2 separate regions of the Homo sapiens genome follow, and region 1 is linked to region 2. Evidence: chromatin contacts called from ENCODE Hi-C or POLR2A ChIA-PET data. All regions are on one chromosome and are shown on one strand. The core of a region is the stretch at or near the end of the contact, and the rest is flanking DNA. Distances in the headings are between cores, read along the strand shown. Region 1 holds the start of DYNLL2-DT (DYNLL2 divergent transcript). Region 2 holds the start of CUEDC1-AS1 (CUEDC1 antisense RNA 1).

Region 1 (4,459 bases), core at 658-3,157, 170 kb before region 2:
GGAGTCTGTGAGCACCATGTGGTGCTGAGGAAAGATTCGGAGAACCCTGTTCAAGGAATGACTAGTTACGTGACCTTGGGCAAATCAACATCTTCATTTTAAATACTAATGGTTGAAATGAGATAAATGGGGTAAACTCAAATGGGTCTGAGCAAAGGTACAACAGCAGCACAGGGAGAAAGGTTCTTACATTATAAGGCTCTGTATAAGTGAAGAAAAACTAGTGTCACCTGGTGGCCTATTCCAGGTTACCACTCAGAAGGGGGCACTGTTTACAAACCCAGGGGTGGGGGTGGGGCCTGGTTAGACAGCAAAGTGAAAGTATGAAATTGGCACCATTTTGCCTGCAAGCTCACCTGCTCCACTGCCTCATTCCCAAAGTCCAAAGGAGCAACTTTGTTACAGTAATTAAAAGCCACCTTACTCTCCAGGAAAGAGCCTGCGGTTACATAATATTGGTCTTACGACTACAATGGCCCCCCAGGCATCTGAGAGAGGTGAAGCCCAACCCCTACCACCCCTGTCCAAGGTGCCGGTAAGCAAAGCACAGGAAGGTGTCCAGCCTAGCCCCTCCCTCCTTGGGAAAAAGCAAGGGACCTGGGCCTCCAGATAGGAGGAAGATGGCCAGAGGGCCCCAGGCCAGCAGCCTCAGTCACGAGCCAAGGCTCCTGTGAAAAGCACAAAGGGCACCCCAGGACAGCTCCCATCCTCTATTCCTGGTTTTGCAACCAAAAAAAAAGGCTAAATCTCCGAATGACACGGACCACCATCCCCACCCGCCAATACACACACACTTCTACTTCCCTCTTCGGGCTCTCCAAGTGGGCCGTATCCCTCCACTATCCCATCCTCCAGAGCGCTGCGGTCCCGAAGGGCAGCACCTGGGGAACGAGGAAGCATCCTCCTTCCCCCCGACCTCCCGCCCGCGCCGCCGGCCAGGTCCGCAGGCCCCGGCCGGTCGGCCGCCCTCCCCCACCCGGCCTGGAACAGCGCCGGAGTGACTGGGCGTCCTCGCTGCAGGAAGGACGCCCCAGAGGGTGGCGGTGGCGGCAGGAGGAGCCGCGTCACGCCCGAGCCCTCTCCACCCCCTCTTCCCCGGCCCCTGACATCAGGGGCCTCCACGCAGCGCAGAGAGACTCCCGGGGGCGGGGGCAGCGGCAGCTCCGCAGCCCGGGCCTCCAGCAGCGCCACGAGGGTGGCCGGGGCAAAGGGTGGCGCAGCCCGGGCTGCGCCGAGAGGGAGGGGCGGCGGGGGCGCGCTGCGCTGCCCGGACCGTCAACGCCAAGGGCTGCGGGGCCAGCCCTGTTCCAGGCCTTGGGGCCGGCTAAGGAGGCCGCAGGGCCACCGCGGCGAGGGCCGGGTCGTGTAGAGTCGCACGCGACGGACACAGGCCCGCCACCCGGGGGACGCCCCCACCCACCGCTCACCTTCACGGAGGCGAGTCCGCACTGGGCCCTGGGGAGGAGCGATGGCCCGAGGCAGAGCACAGGCAGGGGCGGTGTTCCCTGGGCTCCTCCTGCAGCTGCAGCAGCCGCCGCCGCCGCGGTCTCCGGCTCCCGCAGCCCGAGGCCGATCGCTCCCTGCCGCGGTCCGCCCTTGGAGTTTCGCCGGCCGCCCGCGCTCCGCCTCACGCCGCCCGCCCGCCCGCCCGCTCCGCACTGGCGCCTCACAGCTCCGCTCCGCTCTGCCGCTGAGCGCGGCCGACGCGCGGCCCCCGCTGAAATAGTGCCCCGCCCCCGCCCCCCCGCCGCGCGCGCCGCCGTCCGCGCTCCCCATTGGCTGAGCCCGCCCGGCCCCGCACTGCGGGCTTCTCCCCGCGCCGCTCTCGCCCCACATCTTGTTTCCTCCCACAATGCCTCGGGGCGGAGGGAGGGGGTGGGGAGGAGGAGCTGGAGCGGGTGGGGGAGGGAGCCGTGGCCTTAAGAAAGGAGAGGAATGCGGACCCCTCCCCCCGGGGCTGGAGAGGCCAGGCCTGAAAAGGAATAAAGAGACATGGTCCTGAGAGAGGAGGAGAGGGAAGGGTGTGGAGACCCCCAGTCCCAAGGAGAAAAAAGGGAGAGGGGGATGGAGATTTCAGACCCAGGGAACAGATGGGGCTGAGGTAGAGACCCCAACCTTAGAGAGGGGAGGAGATGAAGTCACCAGCCTCAGAGGAAAAGACAGGACACTCCCTCCTCCCGTATCTGTGAGAAAGAGAGGGACAGCCAGCCCTATGGAGAGGGAGAGGCATAGGAGCCCCAGGACTCCCTCCCCTCACCTTCCGGGAAGGTCCCTTCTTCCTCCTTTGTTCTTTGAGGCTGAAGGACCTAAACTCCCAGCTGGGCCCCCAGCCGGTATTTGTCTACAGGAGCAATGGAGACAGAGCCGAAGCAAAATTGATGGGGATGTGTCTTTGGTACGCAGGCCTCTGCTGTCCTTGCACATTTATGGCCTTGGGGTCCTGGGATGGGGGTGAGAGTGAGCGATTTCTTGTCGTCTGTCCCTGCCTGTCCAGGTAGACAAGGTTGGAGGAGAGTGAATAGAAGCCCCCAGAGGTGGTGCCTGTCAGAGCTGTGAGGAGCCTTCAAAAACCACCCATCCACACCCCTCACTTTATAAAGGAGAGAATCCAAGTACAGAGAGCCCTGCCAGATCCCGCAGGTCAGGCTTGACTTGCTTCTAGCTGAAAAGAGGTGCACCCAGGAAGCAGCCCCTCTGGAGGCTCAAGAGACTACTTCTGGGAGAGTGGGTGTGAACGTGCGCGTTGGGAGCCTGCCTGCCCTCACTCCATCCCACTCCCAGGAAAGATCCTCAGGCCTGCGGTTTTCTTTCTGGTCTGTTTTATACAGAAGTGTCTACCTCAAGGGCTGACGAGCCTTTATTGGGAACCAAGCATTTTGGCCATACAGTAGGGATTAAGAAGCTGCCGGGGATAGCTCCCACTCCCATCTTTTCCCCTTCGCCTCTCCAAACCATGGTCAGGAAGTCAGACTTGCCCTGGCCCTGGCCTGCTCTGGTTTGAAGCATCAAAAGTTAGTGTTCGTTATGTGTCAGGGGAAACCTGGAAAAATCATTCCCTCTGGTTACTGCTTTCCACAGTTCTGTCCTCTAACAACCTCAGTTGGGGGATTTCAGAGACCAGTTAAGGCCTGGGGTATCCCCTCACACTAAGGGTTTTCTGATGTCAGTCTTTGTGTTCATGAATGGGAGGCGTGGCCTCTATGGGAGGAAGGGAGGGAGACGAGGAAGGATGATTTATACACTTAGGGCTTGTGCGGGGCTAATCGCCTGGACTGCCTGGAGAAAGCGAAGCTAGTACCCCCTTTCTCCAACAGTCCTTAGTTTCCAGGCCCTTCCAGGGCCTGAAGGTCAGATCTGCCACGTATGGTTGCACAGGTCATTCACTGCGCAAGAGTATCCAACCGATGGAGCAAGCGGGTGCTAAAATACAGCCGGCACACTGCTTGCTAGCCTGTGTGTCACGGTACAAGCCAGTGTCCAACCAGAAGATGACTTCTTTCAAGTGTTCCCAAGGGTTACTATGAGCTAGCAGTGGCCCTTCAAAGGCCATGCTGCCAGGGCATAAATCCTCCCTCTCCCTGCTCCCCTTCCCTGAAGTATAATAGGGATAAGAGCTTGCTCATTTCCAGGCTGTGGTGTGGTGGACAGAAGGGCACGAAGAACTTCAACTAACAGAAGTCAGAGCCACGGGTTTTCACTTTTAGGAAATGTGAATATCAGTGCTCTTGTGTGTGTGTGTGTGTGTGTCAAGGACTAAACTGTAGAATAACAGGGAGATGTGTTAATAGTATGGTTTATAAATAATAATAAGTAATCCTCATGAATCCCTTGCTCTATGTCAGGCTCTATTCTAAGTGTTTTAAATGCAATGCGTTCCATTTAATCCCAGAAGCTGCCTTTTGAAGTGCATATATGACTATCACCCTGTACAGATGAGCAAACTACAGTTTAGAGAAGTTCAGTAACTGACCCAAGATTATCCAGTTTGTCAGCGGCAGGATTCAACTCCAGATTGTTTCCACTGCCTACAATCTTAGCCATTATACTATACTGCATCCTAACAGAGAAAAGAGGAGAGAAAGTGTAAAACAGAGTTTGGCCCTCTATCTAAATTATACCAGTATTCCTTAAACTTATCTGACTCCAAAGCCCTTTTTTTAATCCAAACATTTATTAACATCTCCAGGAACTACTATTCCACAGGACACAGTTTGGGAAACTTGTGATATACTAATTACTGCTATTTGTGTAAAATGCTTACTGTTCAGGATAATTACTATGCAACATAGTCACTGTTATAATTAATATGTTAGCTTAACTTGGTGAATGTTTTTATTTGATACAGCTACACTGTTTGTGATTGCCCAGTTTCCTGTTGCCCAGATAACATGGTCATGTCTTCTGACTTAAAAATCAAAATCAGACTATTGTTTTTGGCTCTTTGGTGGACCCCTTTCCA
Region 2 (4,180 bases), core at 1,054-3,553:
TGTGCACAGCAACCTGAACCTGTGCTTTATCCAAAGGGTGAAGTTATGGAGTCACTGTGACCTCTAAGGCACAGGGAGCAAGGACTTCAGAGGTAGCTCCTCCCGACCCCCCAAGGTTTAACTCTTTTTCTCTTTGAAGCAGAGATACCCTGTGGACTTATTTACCCCCTGTGTCTCAGGCTTCTCTCTCTGGCACACAGGACATGCTAATACAAGTATTTGCTATAGTTTTCCTACAGTTTTGAAAAATGTGCCTAGGATAACTGTTTGATTTAAAATCTCCTCCTCTCCCTTTCTTCTGATCAACATAAATAGACATATTCCTTGCCTGCTCTATGCTGGGCACTGAGCAGGTTGTTAGGGACCGAGAACTGAATGAGATCCAAAAAATCCCGCCTTCCAGGTGGGCACCATCTGTTGGGGCCACCAACGGGCACAGTGGCAATCGTGAGAACATGTGACTAGTGCTGCCACATTGATGGTGGAGGAGAGAGAGGGTTCAATAGGCCAAAGCCACGTGGGAGTGAGCCAAGAAGTGCATGTGAGAAGACTTTCTGGAGGAGGAGATCTACAACCTGAATCCTTGAAATAAAGAGTTGCAGTTGGCCAGGGTGAGGCTTCTGGGGCCAAGGAGTTAGAACCCAGGGTCAGGAAAGTATGCTGGGGTGGGGTGCTGGCCAGTGGTGGCCAGAAGGAGGAGTGGCCCAGGACACAGCCATGCATTGTGTGAATCAGCAGGTCCCTGGAGGACTGGTCAGTTCAGACGAGAAGGATGATATTTCCTCGCTAGAAATCCCTGGGATGGGGGGCAGAAATGAGGGGTTGCTCAATGTTGACCTCTCCTCCCTAGAGTCCCTGGGCCCTGTCCCTGCTTTACAGCCCCTGCAGCCTCTGCTCCTCCCTGCACTCCTCTTTGACTTACTTGGGATCTTGGGGATGGGGTTTGGGTGCACCTCAGGAAATTCTGATTCAGTAGAATTGACAAAGACACATGGGCCTTTTTCTTTAAAAAGCACCCCAGAGGCTGGCACAGTGGTTCATGCCTGTAATCCTAGCACTTTGGGAGGCTGAGGCAGGAGTGCTTGAACCCAGGAGATGGAGATAAGTCTGGGCAACATAGTGAGACCAGTTTCTTTTCCTTTTTTTTTTTTTGAGATGGAGTCTTGTTCTTGTTGCCCAGGCTGGAGTGCAATGGCGTGATCTTGGCTCACTGCAACCTCCGCCTCTGGGATTCAAGCGATTCTCCTGCCTCAGCCTCCCAAGTAGTTGGGATTACAGGCACCTGCCACCACGCCCAGCTAATTTTTTTGTATTTTTAGTAGAGGCGGGGTTTTACCATGTTGGCCAGGCTGGTCTTGAACCCCTGACCTCAGGTAATCCACCCGCCTCGGCCTCCCAAAGTGCTGGGATTACAGGTGTGAGCCACTGTGCCCGGAGACACCCAGTTTCTACAAAAATTTGTTTTAATGTAAGCAGCTGGTCCTGGTATGAGCCTGTAGGCCTAGCTACTCTGGAGGCTGAGGTGGGAGGATCGCTTTTGAGCCCAGGAGGTTGAGGCTACGATGAGCTATGACCGCACCACTGCACTACATACAGCCTAGGTGACAGAGTGAGACCCTGTCTCTGAAAAAAGAAAGAAAGAAAAAGGCTCCCCGGAGATTCTGATGCACCCCTCTAGTTGAGAATCAGTGTGCCAGGTAGGCCTGTATACGTTTAGAATTTTCCTGCCAAGGCATTGATGGAGCTTCCCTGAGTGGTCTTTTTGCAGTTTATTTTTACACAGTGGCGTTATTATTGTTTGTTTTTTACTCTCCCTTTATTCTTCCAAACGGTGTCTTTATCATCTTTTTTTTTGGCTTTACTATTTTTTTTAAGTAGTAAATATTAGTAGATAGTGAAACTGAGGCACAAACAAGTAAAAAGTTGTCCAAGATCACAGAGAAACCAACATCTACCTTCCAGAATCTATGATCTCTTCAGCCTGCTCCAAATGTCTCACCTGGCAGAGGGCCTAAGTGTCCGGAACCCCAGATGTTTGAAGAAATGGGACAGGAGTCTGTTCCTCAGACATTTACCGCCTATTAATTAGGAGGTAGTGTCTTCTTGACTCCCTCCAGCGGGTCCCAGGCCTGCCTGCCCGAACATCTGTTCTCCTAACAATGTCTGCCCATAAATCCTGTCCCCGAGTCCAGGGTGGCTTAGCTGGGGAACAATGGAGCCTATGACCGGCAGCCAAATCCTCACCATGGTTACACGAGGGTGTGACTGCAACTGTGTGTGCTTGTTGGCAGGCACCAGCACCTGCAACTGGGGCCAAGGTTGTGTGTGTGTAGCGGTCTCCAGGGCCAGGGGTGGGGGCGTTGGGCTGCGGTTGGGAGGGATCCTCACAGAGCACCTTCTGTAGGCTTCTGCCATTCATGCTGTTGTAATTCTTGGCCTCTGTGAAGAAAAGAGGTTTTTATCTTGCGCATCCTGACATACAGTAGGTGCTCAGTAAGTGTTTTTTGACTGCCAGTGAATGAGCGAGTGAATAATTAGAAGTCTGTTTGTGAATGTCACTGGGGTGCCTGAGAATGAAACAGATTCAGTTCACCTGGGACATGAGGAATGCCTCCTGGTTAATGAGGAATCACTTAAGAAATGTCTGTCCCAGTCTGCCCTTAAGAGCTGATAGGGACGGGCACGGTGGCTCATGCCTGTAATCCCAGCAGTTTGGGAGGCAGAAGAGGGCGGATCACTTGAGATCAGGAGATCACTTGAGTCAGGCCTGGCCAACATGGTGAAATCCCATCTCTACTGAAAATACAAAAATTAGCCAGGTGTGGTGGCGCACGCCTGTAATCCCAGCTACTCGGGAGGTTGAGGCAGAAGAATTGCTTGAACCTGGGAGGCGGAGATTGCAGTGAGCTGAGATTGCACCACTGCACTCCAGCCTGGGTGACAGAGCAAGACCCCATCTCAAAAAAAGAAAAGAAAAAAGAAAAAAGAGAGCTGGTAGGATGAAGGAGAGCCAGCCACACAAGACAGCAGGTGATGAAGTGCTACACTGCCCCTGATTATGGCCGCTAAGTGATCTCCCCATCTACCAAACCACCCTTAAGAGGAACAGGTGCTCTGGAAGGGAAGAGAGAGATCAATATTGGCTGAAGTTCTCAGAGATTGCCTCATGGGACAGGGGAACTTGAGCGAGGTCTTGAAGGATGGACAGGGCTTAGTTAGGGAGACAGGTGTGGTCCCTGGACCAGTGGTGCCAGCATCGCCTAACAACTTGTTAGATAGCAGATTCTTGGACCTCACCCCAGACCCAGGGAATCAGGAACTCTGGGGGTGGAGGCCAGCAATGTGTGTTTAACCAGCCCTCCAGGTGACAGTGATGCTTGCTGAGCATGAGGACCGCTGATGCAGAGGGAGGGATGTGATCTTTACATAAGAGACTGAGGAGTTCGGAGGGGACCTGGCCTGCTCTTCCGTTGGTGGCATAGGGAGAAAATGGGAGGGAGACGGCAAGAGGAGCTTGAAGGCATCAGGGAAGCGGGCTTGGGAGGCTGAGGGTCTCAGCTGGATTGGTGGTGGCCATGGTAACAGAGCAAAGCCAGGGGGTACTGTGAAGGCCTGGTGACACACTGGGTCTCATGCCAGACTTTAAGGGCACTCTTCTTTGAAATGTTTTAAAGAAGACTTGTCACCTCATGATCACATTATGATATGCTAATTGTGGAAAAATATAAGAAAGGAAGAAAAAGGGGGTGTTCACAGAGTTGTACCATCCAGGACAGTTATTGATATATTTGGCATATTTCTTTTCTTTTTTCTTTTCTTCTCTTTTTTCCTTTCCTTTCTTTCCCTTTCCCTTTTCTTTTTCTTTCCTTTCTTTTCTTTTTTTAAGAGACAGGATCTCACCATGTTGCCCAGGGTGGTCTCAGACACCTGGGCTCAAGCGATCCTCCTGCCCCGGCCTCCCAAAGTGCTGGGATTACAGGTGTGAACCACTGTGCCCCGCCCTAGGCATATATATTTTTGATCCTTTTTTCTATGCATTTTTTTTTCTGTGGTTGAAAACATAACATATATATGTTAATTTGTATTCTGTGCTCATTTGCATCTTGTATTCTTTGCTTAAACTATCGTAAGCATTTCCCTATGTGCTTTCAGGTGTACTTTTTCTTTTTATTGTCACAGG

What was found. A loop is a pair of places that touch in the nucleus more often than their neighbours do. ChIA-PET counts read pairs that join two places held with the same protein, here RNA polymerase II (POLR2A). Pooled maps may share reads with other maps.
Region 1: POLR2A ChIA-PET joins it to region 2 with 8 read pairs in Panc1. The contact joins the promoter of DYNLL2-DT here to the promoter of CUEDC1-AS1 in region 2. A Hi-C loop is called at or near these places in 4 of 37 single-sample maps with no recorded cell type and 5 of 50 pooled maps. POLR2A ChIA-PET finds 5 or more read pairs at or near these places in 10 of 52 experiments (A549, AG04449, BJ and 5 more).

What each region holds. Positions count from the first base shown.
Region 1 is chr17:58,080,652-58,085,110 of GRCh38, reverse strand. It overlaps DYNLL2-DT (DYNLL2 divergent transcript), which reads left to right and starts at 1,907. Exons shown (of 3, transcript NR_110809.1): 1 at 1,907-2,395; 2 at 2,495-4,459. DYNLL2 (dynein light chain LC8-type 2) reads right to left here and starts at 1,692. Exons shown (of 3, transcript NM_080677.3): 1 at 1,428-1,692. RefSeq lists silencers at 903-1,032, 1,073-1,492, 1,533-1,592, 1,603-1,952 and an enhancer at 1,669-1,963.
Region 2 is chr17:57,910,301-57,914,480 of GRCh38, reverse strand. It overlaps CUEDC1-AS1 (CUEDC1 antisense RNA 1), which reads right to left and starts at 2,303. Exons shown (of 2, transcript XR_001752948.2): 1 at 2,000-2,303. All of the region lies in intron 1 of CUEDC1 (CUE domain containing 1), which reads left to right. RefSeq lists an enhancer at 163-663.